Regions from separate parts of the Homo sapiens genome. Here region 1 is linked to region 2. Evidence: chromatin contacts called from ENCODE Hi-C or POLR2A ChIA-PET data. All regions are on one chromosome and are shown on one strand. The core of a region is the stretch at or near the end of the contact, and the rest is flanking DNA. Distances in the headings are between cores, read along the strand shown. Region 1 holds the start of SYTL1 (synaptotagmin like 1). Region 2 holds the start of ARID1A (AT-rich interaction domain 1A).

Evidence for each region. Hi-C counts contacts between places; a loop is a spot of excess contacts on that map. ChIA-PET counts read pairs that join two places held with the same protein, here RNA polymerase II (POLR2A). Pooled maps may share reads with other maps.
Region 1: a loop to region 2 is called in a map of CD8-positive, alpha-beta T cell, with 15 times the contacts of the local background. The contact joins the promoter of SYTL1 here to the promoter of ARID1A in region 2. A Hi-C loop is called at or near these places in 3 of 168 maps with a recorded cell type or tissue (CD8-positive, alpha-beta T cell and natural killer cell), 4 of 37 single-sample maps with no recorded cell type and 11 of 50 pooled maps. POLR2A ChIA-PET finds 5 or more read pairs at or near these places in 3 of 52 experiments (H1, WTC11 and activated CD4-positive, alpha-beta T cell).

What each region holds. Positions count from the first base shown.
Region 1 is chr1:27,337,930-27,343,271 of GRCh38, reverse strand. It overlaps SYTL1 (synaptotagmin like 1), which reads right to left and starts at 1,250. Exons shown (of 15, transcript NM_001193308.2): 1 at 1,122-1,250. RefSeq lists enhancers at 1-615, 790-839, 1,370-1,629.
Region 2 is chr1:26,691,206-26,697,264 of GRCh38, reverse strand. It overlaps ARID1A (AT-rich interaction domain 1A), which reads right to left and starts at 1,250. Exons shown (of 20, transcript NM_006015.6): 1 at 1-1,250. The coding sequence starts at 861. LOC124900417 (translation initiation factor IF-2-like) reads left to right here and starts at 860. Exons shown (of 2, transcript XM_047439473.1): 1 at 860-1,048; 2 at 1,300-5,357. The coding sequence starts at 860. The coding sequence ends at 1,986. It overlaps LOC101928728 (a long non-coding RNA gene), which reads left to right and starts at 3,134. Exons shown (of 1, transcript NR_135804.1): 1 at 3,134-5,355. RefSeq lists silencers at 1-236, 287-616, 987-1,146, 1,237-1,566 and enhancers at 545-1,480, 1,481-2,417, 4,250-4,349, 4,066-4,580.

The DNA.
Region 1 (5,342 bases), core at 1-2,500, 650 kb before region 2:
ACAGTGACTCCGGAAAGAAAGCATTTGCCCAGCGCTGAGGGGCATGTAGACGTGGCAAGGGGCCCATGACTTGGTCAGGGCTGTGTCCTGAGCCCACTGGGCGGCCTCTCCTCTCTTCCCCGCCCCTTCCATTGCCACGGCTCCAGGTGGGGCTGAGACCGGCGGAGGCAGCTTGGCGGGCAGGTCCTGGCTTGTGTCCGCCGCCTGCTATGCTCTGTCCCCTCCCAGCTGAGTCAGTGGCCGAGCCCCAGCGATCCCTCTTGACACCCTCAGGAGCAGAAGGCCTCAGCACGGCTGCACGGTGTGCATTCACTCTGTGGATACCTGTGTGCTCCACAACAGCAGTTTCCCTGGACTTCTGTGGCCAACGTGTGAGCCCACGTTCGGCCTCCCCTGTGGATTGGGGTGTGAGCCCACGTTCGGCCTCCCCTGTGGATTGGGGTGTGAGCCCACGTCCCTCTCTGTGCCCTGTTGTGTGGCTGTGTGGGTCCGAGTCTGGTGGGCATGTCTGCGTTGCGTGAGTCTGTGAGCTGTGTAGTTGCTGTGTGTCTTTGTGTCCTGTTGCAGTGTGATGCTGCATGGTGACTATATTGTCTGTGTGGTGTGTTCAGTGACTTTCTAGGTGACAGCGCCGTGTGGGGTGTGTACAGTATGCATTGTGCATTTCCTCCTGTGCTGTATGTGTGACTGGGCTGTGTGCTGTGGGGTGTCCCCTGGTGCCTTGGGGGCCACCAGGTGTGTGTGTCTGAGTGTGGATGGAGGCCGGGGGGACGTTCGGCAGAACTGAGCCTATTTCTGTCCTTCAGGCCTGCCTGAGCTGGGCCATGGGCATCAGCCCAGCGTCCTCAGCAGTGCCCCCTCCCTGAAGTCCCCTCTCCTACCAACCAGAGGCAGAATCTCCTACCAGAGTTAGGTAGGAGTTTGGTCTTCTCTGCTGTTTTGACACGGTGGGACAGACCCATTGGTCAAGAGGAGGGTCTGTCCATCTGTCCAGCTGTTCCAGTTCCAGACATGTGCCCACCTCCCCCAACCCCAAGGTGCTGGAGGGTGCTCAGGATACCAGGTGGCAGTGCCTGCGTCTCTGGACCCTGGCAGGGGACCCTGGCACCGACACGTGTTACCTGTAGGGGTCCAGTATGGGAGGACACCTTCGCAGGTGGCTCCAGCTCCCCTGGCAGCCGAGTTTCAGGGACCGGGAGAAGAGCCGTGAGGGAAGAAGGCTGACTCAACAGGCAGCCCAGCCAGCAGCTGCCCCACACGGAGGAGGAGGAAACACCTCGGCAGGGCCTGATGCAAAACCGGGCCTGGACTCCCAGCGCCCGGGGGTGCGCCCCCGCAGCCGACTGGAGAGGCCCAGCTTGGCCCCAGCTCCACTGAGCAGGCCCTCTAGAACGGGTAGCAGCCCCACCTTGCCCACAACGGGGCTGATAGGAACTCGCTTTGAAAGCAAGTTAGAAACCTTTCTTTTCCAGCCCCAAGGGGAATGGCAGGATGGCAGACTTTGCAGTTAGACCACCCTGTGCAGAGTCCCTGCTCTGCCAGTGGGTGTGTGATGTGACCTTAAGCAGGTCTCTTCCATTTCTTCTGATGCAAACTGTGGGTAGCAGAGTGCAAGGAGCCTATACTAAGGGAAGTGAAAGTGCCCGGTGCGAGCTGGCATAGTCGGGGTGAGGTGTCCCCACTCCAGCATAGCCTAATGCCCACGGCCATCTCAGCAGCTGCTGCCCTCTATATCCACATGCACTTCTGGGACATGCTGGCAGAGCAGCCCTCTCTGTCCCCTCTGCTGTCCTGAGCCCCATCTGTTTGAGGAGGCCTGAACTCTTCTAGTGCCAAGGTGAGGGTCCCACACCCTCTGTCTATGTGGAGCCCCCCTGAACTCACCCCATTCTACACCTAGATTCTGCCCACCCTGAGATTAGAAGGTTTGGGCCCTAGATTACATTGGCTTCAGGACCATGAACCTCCTGGGTTGTCTTGGGCACAAGAGGCCACACCAAAGCTTTCTGACTCCCCCCAAGTCCACTTCACTTCCCATGGCCTGCCCTGGCCCAACCCCCTCCCCTGAACCTAGGGCCATGGATTAAAGATTAGTGGGCTCCTCATAGACCCCTGGGAGAGGCAGGACAAGGGGTGGATTCTAAACAAAACCAGTCTGGGCACAGTGACTCATGCCTGTAATCCCAGTACTTTAAGAGGTCGAGGTGGGCGGATCACTCTAGGACAGGAGTTTGAGACCAGTCTGGCTAATATAGTGAAACCCCGTCTCTACTCAAAATACAAAAATTAACCGGGCATGGTGGCAGGTGCTTGCAGTCCCAGTTACTCGGGAGGCCGAGGCAGGAGAATCGCTTGAACCCAGGAGGCGGAGGTTGCAGTGAGCCGAGATCGCACCACTGCACTCCAGCCTGGGCAACACAGCGAGACTCCGTCTCAGAAAAGCAAACAAGGCTGGGCGTGGTAGCTTACACCTGTAATCCCAGCACTTTGGGAGGCCGAGACGGGTGGATCACGAGGTCAGGAGATCAAGACCATCCTGGCTAACACGGTGAAAACCCATCTCTACTAAAAATACAAAAAAAATTAGCTGGGCGTGGTGGCGGCTGCCTGTAGTCCCAGCTATTTCCCGAGTAGCTGAGGCAGGAGAATGGCATGAACCTGGGAGGTGGAGCTTGCAGTGAGCCGAGATCGCACCACTGCACTCCAGCCTGGGCGACAGAGCGAGACTCCGTCACAAAAAAAAAAAGAAAAGAAAAGAAAAGAAAACTAAACACCCACTCTTCCTTCCTGTAATCAGAACCGACTCCCACCACCACTGAGAGACAGAGGACCCTCCTCCACCTCAGAACCACAGTGGAGGCTTCCCTACTTATTTTTTGCAAATTAATCTTATTTTTCTCATCTGTTAAATGGGGGTAATCTCTCCTTAGAGGGTTTTCACTAAAATTCAGTGAGATCCTTGCAGACTTTTTTTTTTCTTTTTTTTAGATGGAGTCTTGCTCTGTCGCCCAGGCTGGCTTGGCTCACTGCAGCCTCCGCCTCCTGGGTTCAAGTGATTCTCATGCCTCAGCCTCCCGAGTAGCTGGCACTACAGGCGCCCGCCACCACGCCTGGCTAATTTTTGTATTTTGAGTAGAGATGGGGTTTCACCATGTTGGACAGGCTGGGCTCGAACTCCTGGTCTCATGTGATCTGCCTGCCTCAGCCTCCCAAAGTGCTAGGACTACAGGCGTGAGCCACCTTGCCCAGACCCCAGTACTCTTGATTAATGCATTTATGCACCCACACATGCAATACCCATGGAGCAGCTGCTGTGGGACCATTACTGTGATGCTGCCTCCTTCATTAAGGCCCTCAAAATGGAAGGAGAGTGGCCAAGAACATCCACACCCCTTCCTGCCATCCTGGTCCTGGCGCCCCCAAGGATGTTTCTCTGCCCTCCTCTCACCTCCTTAGCAGCTCTTCCTCCTGGAAGGCATGAAACTTCATTATCTGGTCTTCGGGTTTCTAAATTTCCCTTCCTTTCTCTGCTCTCCTGTCCTTCCTATAGCTGTGACTCCCTGACGCTGATACTTCCAGCCATCTCTCCTGCTGTGTCTCAACCTGCATTCCTCTGGCCTCTTCCCCACTTGAAACCTATTTCCAAGTTTCCACCTCTGTAACCAGCCCCCATCATCCTGGCCCCTGGCCTCCTGCTGCTTCCTGCCACCTCCAGATGCTGTCCACACTTCACTCCAGGTGCCCTCCCATCTGTGTGTCTCTGCTGTCCTCCCCCTGCCCAGGTCTCAGTCCCCGCTCAGCCTCTTCTGGAAGCCTCCTCTTCTCCTGCCTCCTTGCGGCCACACAAGGCCACTCTGGCCCTATGTTGCACAACTTTCAAACGTACTTTTCTTTGTCATCCTCTGGTTTGGAAGGTGCCAGCAGACAGCCAGGCCATCCCTCGGGCCCATTCATACATTTCTAAACCAGTCCAGTCCCCTTTAGACACGTCCTGAGATGGAAGTCTCACCACTTCCCAGGACAGCCTGGCCCTCAGCCTGACCCTCAGGATTGCTGCCCTTACTCTGGCTTTCTCCCCTTCGTCACCTATACCCGTAGAGCCTTAGCTGTGGGCTATTTCCTGTCCTTCAACACCCCTGGGCCTTCTGTGCTCCCTGTGGGAATACTTTTCCCCAGCTCCAGGACTAGCTCAGCCTCCTCCAGAGTTCAGTGCCCCTGCGCTGCAGCCAGTCTCTAGGCAACATCCCTCTGTTAAGAGGGACATTAAGAGGCAGGGTCCTAGAGGCCAGCAGATCTGGGTTAAAATCTGGCTCTGCCGCATGGTTCCCTGTGGCCTGGGATCAATGACAATCCCTGTAAGCCTCACTCTCTTCCTTTATGAAGTGGGGACAATAGCCATCTCACAGGCCTGCTGCTGTCAGGAGAGCTTGTTTTTCACCTCCGCGGCCATTCTCCTTTCGCATCACAGCACCTCTCATTTCCACTCCTGTGCTCCAGTGAGGCCATCGCACAGGGTGGCTCTGAGTGGGGGCTCTGGAGCCCAGCTGCTGGGTTTGAACCATAGTTCCACTCTTCCTACCTCTGTGACCCGGAGCAAATCACTACTTCTCTGCTTACTTCTTCATCTGTAAAATGGGATGATGGCACTTACCTTGTTGCAGGGCTGTTGTGAGGCTAAGATGGTATTTTATTACAAGGCCTAGCACAGAGTAAGCACTCGCTAACTGTTGGTGACTTTTTTTTTTTTTTTTTAAGAGACGGGGCCTTAGGCCGGGCATGGTGACTCACACCTGCAATCCCAGCACTTTGGGAGGCCGAGGCAGGCGGATCATGAGGTCAGGAGTTTGAGACCAGCCTGGCCAACATGACGAAACCTTGTCTCTACTGAAAATACAAAAATTAGCCGGGCATGGTGGCAGGCGCCTGTAATCCCAGCTACTCGGGAGGCTGAGGCAGGAGAATCGCTTGAATCCGGGAGGCGGAGGTTGCAGTGAGCTGAGATCATGCCATTGCATTCCAGCCTGGGTGACAAGAGCAAGACTCCATCTCAAAAAAAAAAAAAAAAACAAAACAAAAAAAAAGAGAGAGAGAGAGGGAGAGACGGGGTCTTGCTCTGTCACCCTTGACCTCCTGAGCTCAAGCTATCCTCCCATTTCAGTCTCTTGAGTAGTAGCTGGGGCTGCAGGTACGCACCATCATGCCCAGCTAATTTTATTTTTTAATTTTTTGTAGAGATGGGGTCTCACTTTGTTGCCGAGGCTGGTCTCAAACTCTTGGGCTCCCTCCCTCCTCCAGCCTTGGCCTCCCAAAGTGCTGGACACTGTGGCTGACCCTGTTGGTGA
Region 2 (6,059 bases), core at 1-2,500:
GGGAGTTCCCCCGCCGGCCGCGGAGGGGCCGCCTCCCCCCATGGCCCCGAAGCGCTGCTGAGCGAAGGACGAAGACGACGAGGAGGCGGAGGCGCTGGAGGAGGGAGGCGGCTTGGAGCCGGCAGCCGCCGCCGCGCCGGAGCCCGGAGTGCCACCTCTCGGGGAGCTCAGCGCGTAGGCCGGGGCGGGCGGGGGGTAGGCGCTGCGGTTGGGGTAGTAGGAGTTGTACTGGTGGTTGGGGAAGCCGTGGTCGTGAGAGTTCTGCTGGGGCCCCGCGTAGGGCTCCAGGCCCCCGCCGCCGCCGCTCTGCAGCGCTGCCAGGCCAGGGCTTTGTTGTCCGCCATGTTGTTGGTGGAAGACGGCGGCCGCGGCGGCGGCGACGGCAGACGGGCTCCGGCCGTAGGGTTGCCCGAAGCCGTAGGCTGGGGGCGGCAAGGCGGCCGCGGCTGAGTGAGGAGGCGCCCCCACCCCATCGCTGCTGCCGCCACCGCCGCCGCCGGGCGGCTCCGTGAGGTTATTGTTCAGGGCGGGCCTAGGGCCCGCGTTCCCGTTCGAGTTCTTCAGGTCCGGCTCCGCGCCGGGCCCGCCGCCGCTGCCGGCTCCGCCGCCGCCGCCACCCCCATTGCTCTCGGCCCCGTCCTGCAGCTCCTTTCCCAGCGGCTGCGGCGGCCCCACGGCGGGGCCCTCGCTTTCCTGCCCGGCGGCTGCCTTCATTTCCCCGCGCTCGGCCGCTGCCGCCGCCGCCGCCTCGCCCCCCGCCTCCTCCCGCTGCTGCTGCTCGGCTTTCTTCAGCTCCGAGGGCGGCGGCGGCGGCGGGTTGCCCAGGCTGCTGGCGGCGGCGGGGGCGACCTGCGCGGCCATGATCCCCGCTGTCTCGTCCGCGGAGAGACCCGGCCCTGTCTTCGTCTTCTCCCCCCCTCCCACCCCGCCCCGGGGCCCAGTCCCCCGGGCTGCCCTCCCCACCCGCCCGGGCGGGCCTCGCGGGGCTCCGCTGCTGCGCTGCGCTCGCTCCTCTCCCCCCCGCCCCGCCGGCTCAGGCTCCGGGCTGGCGGCGGCGGAGGAGGAGGAGGCGGCGGCGGCGGCCGAGGCGCCGGCGGCTCAGCTGCTCCCGGCTCTGTAGGCTCGGGACCCGGCTCTCCCGGCTCATTCCCCCCAAGCCCTTGCCTGGGAATGAGGGGGGCGGTGGAGGCTCCGCTCCCCAGGGCCTGGCCCCGCTGTGACTCTCCGCTTTCTGCTGCCGGAGAAAGGAGGAGGGAGGGAGGGAGGGAGGCGAGGGGGAGGGGGCGGGGAGGGAGGGAGGGAGCGGGGGGAGGGGGACCCGGGACGGGCGGGCTGGAGGGCGCGCGGCAGCAGCCGGGGCGCCGGGAGCCAGAGTCAGAGCGCGGGCCGAGCCCGGCGCCCTGCCTCCCCTCGCCAGCTGCGGCTTGGGTCGAGGCTGCTGCGCGGCAGCGGGCGGGCGAGCAAGCGGTCGGCCGGACTGAGCGGCTAGAGCGCCCCACTCTCCTCCGAGTCCCCCTCACTCCGACACGAGGCTCAGCACTGCCATTTTACCCAGCGCCGTCGCGGCCGCCTGGCAAACCCGGAGTGGAGAGCGGAGCGGGCGCAGGCCGTGGAACGGACTCGCTCCCTTCCCTTCACAAAGGAGGAGGGGAGAGAACAAGCCGCGGCGGCGGCAGGCCCTCAGCCGCTTTCGCTAGGCAGCGCCGCCGCCGAAGGCTTCGGAGAAAACCCGGCCCGGAGCCCGCGCATCTCTGGAGCCTGCGCCGCCTCCCTCCCGGCGTCCCTATCCAGGTCTGTCCCCTCCCGGCCGTACCGAGGGGAGCGGGCAGCGTGAACTTTACCCGCGGCTGCAAAATTGGCCAGAGCCTGAGACCGCGGCCGCCTCGGCCCAGCCCTGACCCCCTGGCAGCGGGCCCGGTCCGTTGGCTGCTGCTTAGCACCTCTACAGCACTTTTCGTCTTCAAAGCCTTCTACGGACCCCGCTAAAGACCCAACCTTTTTTACCCTCTTTGCAAGCCCGAAAGAATGACTGATCATTGTTCAGACGATTCGTTTCCCACTCGCCTGCCCTCATTAGCCGGTCCTTACAAGGCTCTGGGGGCATGAGGTCCGGATTATCCCCATTTTACAGAATTGAAAGAGAGGGGAGGGAACTGCCTGTCACTTAAAGTCAGAGGGCAGAGGAGGGTGACTTTAAAAAGAAGTGGAGTCACCAAAGCTGCCTTCGGTCTACTTGCCTTTAAAAAAAAAAAAATCAAGTTGTGAGCACATTCAACAATGGGATCAGAATATCAAAATGGATTTGAAGTCAAAACTGATCATCTCACCACTAACTTAAAATGGAGGCCACTGAAGTTGCTTTAGGAGCATAGAACAGTTACCCAGCAGGAAAACCTAAACACCGTTTCTCACTCCCTCTTAAGAAAACTTAGCCTACCATGACAAGTAGCCCCAGTCTCCAAAGACAGTACCTTCTAATACTGAAAACCCACAGAAGAGGCTCCAGGGACTGCAGGAACCTGAGTGTTCAAACCATTACAGAAGAGAGATGCAGAAAATGGAAACCATTTTCTCCTTGAAGAAAAGGCACAGTCCAACAAGTCACTTAGAAAATGGATGCTTGTCAGATTTGTTTTCTATCCTGTAGCGTAAAGATTGTTTAAAGTTTACCATTACATTCTAAGAGACCCCGATTGAGCTGGAGTTGGGTAGAAGGCCAGGTTTATCTGAAAAGATCGACATACACAGAAAGCTCCAGTGTTCTCCTGATCTACAGGCCCCACCAAATCCCAGCAGCAGCCTTTTCTTCCTCAGGCTGACTTGGAATGTTCTGATATGACAGGCTACAAAAGCCAGAGGGGATTCCAGCTCCTCACCAGACCCAAGGCTGCCTTGGGAAAGGCCCAGGCCAGTGTTCCTAGACACCAGGATCTCTTTTCCCCCTCAGATTTTGTAAAGGGAGACTTCATGGCCACAGGAGCATTATCTTAGATTATGCAGGACCCGGGAGTGCTGGCAATGTCCCTGGTCACTATGAATAATTCCAAAGCCTGAACTCATTTCTCTCCCCAAGAAAACTTACTGCATCCTACACCAGAAAGGCAAAACCTTCCTGTTAATCTAAGAGTGATGAGATTTAAAAAAAAAAAAAATCCCACAGTTTTATTCTTCTCCCCTCCCCCGGCCTCAAGCCAAGAACCAAACCAGCCTACCAAGAAGATCCGACTGACTGGTATGGGCCAGTGCCCTCTTTTCACTCACAGTCCTCAGGGGCAACAACTCTCCCCGGTGCATTAGGTCCTAGAAACCAAATTATAGGCTGCCTCATAAATAGAGCTTGGCTATTTAATCAACTGCCCCTGAGCTGGCAAACAGTCCTGAGTCCTGCACACAAATGAGGATTTTTTTACATGCCATTACTCTGCCATTTTCCTTAGAGCTGGGGTGTAATGGGAAACCTGGAGCCCAGTGAAAATCTGGAAGCTAGAATGGATTTCTCTCCAAAGAAAGCCCTCATCCCCTTTCTTCAATGGCTGTGAAATATGGAAAGCGCCAAAAATCTCCTTCCCTACACGTGGGCAAGCTGTTTTGAAAACAGTCACCATTTTTCTCTAGCAATAAGGTAAAGTGCACAAAAATCTATCCACCTGGGTTGGAGGAGATAATGTGGAATTTCTCTACTTTTTTTTTTTTTTAATTCACTAGGGTTCTCTTCCACTTTTACTTTTAGAGCCCCACACCACGATCCCAGGAAATGTTGGGCTGAGGGAACTTTTTTAGAAACTGGCCCATCAGCTTTCCCTAGGGGCAGTGGCAACGGGAAAGCGGGGGAGGGGAGGAGCTGGGCACGTGGCTGGCCCGAGCAGCGAGACCCCGGCTGGGGGCAGTGGGTCCTCCCTTCGGTGGAGTTTTTTCCCCCACGGCCCCTGCCTTTTAACCCCACACCCAGGCAGCTCAGGAATCCCGGCGCAGATTGGAGAACTAGGACTAGGACAGCGCTACCCTCGCGAAAGCACCTCGGCCAACAGCCTGATGGCAAATATGGACTGAATCGTTGACATGGAAACCGGACTAAAGTCTCGCTAGCTCTCCCTCACAGGAGAGTTCTTATCGCCGTCCCCGACCGCACGGCACTTAGCAAACGCGGACTGGATTTGAGGCCTGGAGGATCAGGCGGAGTTTCTGGGCGTATTAACTCCAGCGGCAGAGCAGCCAAGGAAGGGGGCAGGGCTGCCAGGACAAACCGGCTGAAAATGGCAGAGGATGTGCTCCCATTTTATCCGGCTGCACAGCGTGCATGGATTGGGCCCGAGGACAAGGGAACAACCTATTAAAATCCAGAGAGTCAACTGCAAAATGTGGAACCGAGGCCTGGAGGGTTTGCTAGGAGAGGGAAACGTTTGCAGGGAAGACAGCCCTTCCTTTCTCGCAATTTGCTTCCCCTAAATGTCTGAAATACAAAACTCAACAAACAAACAGAAGATCGGGCTCGGCTCCTTCCTCCACCCAATCCTTGTGGGAGAAGTCGTCTTAAGCCCAGGGACCCTAGCGAGGGTTTGCTTAGATTCCTAACTAAGGCGTGGAGAATCGCTGGAGCGCCAGGTTGTTGCCCCCACACGTTCCCGCCGCGGAACAGCAGCAGACACCCAGCAGAGCTCTCTCGAGTGCGAACTGGAGCTGCGAGTTTGAGCAAAAGGGCAACTATGTCAGTTGACGGAAGCCAGAAGCAGAGTTCAAAGCCTGGCGTGGATTTCCGTCTGGAGCTGTCTGTTCTTAAAGTTTGTAACTCCGTGTTAAGAAACAGCCCCAGCGGAGGCTTTGGGATCGGTGTGAAAGTCTAGCACTACCATCTGACAGCGAGCTGCAAAACTTTGGGCTGCATATTAAGCGAGGAAAGTGGATTGAAGCGAGAGTCAAGGCAATTCATTATGTTACCGGCTCCCATACGGGAGCTGTAAAATACGAACTGGATGCACACACGGAGAAAAATGGAATGAACTCGGAATGGCATTCAACAGCTCTTCGCGGTAAAACTGTGACTGCCAAGGATCTAGAATCCCAAAGGAGCAAACCAGGAGGCCTCAAACTTGGTTGGCACACAATAAATGCTTTTCTAGATCTTTTCCCCACTCATCTCAAACTCTTAAGCAATTTGGGGTCATTTATATTTCAGAATAAGGAACACATTTTGAGAAATGTTAATTTCTGAATGAGACTTTTTTTCCCCAAAGTAGCTGTGAAAAAAAGAGCCTCAGGCATAAGTCAGCCAGCTTATTTTGTCTCAATATAAATTAAAAATTACCCTCACCACCACCTCCACCAAAACTGAAATAAAAAATAAAATAAGTAAAAGTCCAGGCTGGTCTGGCTTGTGGCAGGTTTCAAACAAAAATAACACCCAGGGCCAGTCTAATATGAGGAAAAAGATACCAAGGCTTTCATATTCTTCTAAGTACAGCCTCACTCACCAGTCTCACTGGTGAGCTTGCTGACCAGTGAGCTTATTTTTGTGGAAAAGACTGAGTAAAGCTACTACTAATATTTTTTAAAAAAACAAAAAACAAAAAAACGGGACTGGGGTTTCATAAAACCACTGGGCAGATCAGGAAATTTGGATTTCTTATTTCTGCTGAGCTCATTGAAGATTTGTATTCACCAACTAATACAAAAAATACTGTATGAAAAACCTACTTAAAGCTTGAGCCGCGCGTGGTGGCGCACGCCTGTAATCCCAGCACTTTGGGAGGCCGAGGCAGGCAGATCACGAGGTCAGGAGATCGAGACCATCCTTGCTAACACGGTGAAACCCCGTTTCTACTGAAAATACAAAAAATTAGCTGGGCGTGGTGGCACCCGCCTGTAATCCCAGCCACTCGGGAGGCTAAGGCAGGAGAATCGGTTGAACCGGGGAGGCGGAGGTTGCAGTGAGCTGAGATGTCGCCACTGCACTCCAGCCTGGGCAACAAAGGGAGACTCCGTCTCAAAAAACAAAAAACAAAACAAAACAAAAAAAAGCTTGATAGCCTCTTCATAGTCAATCAAAAGAGAAACTTAACAAT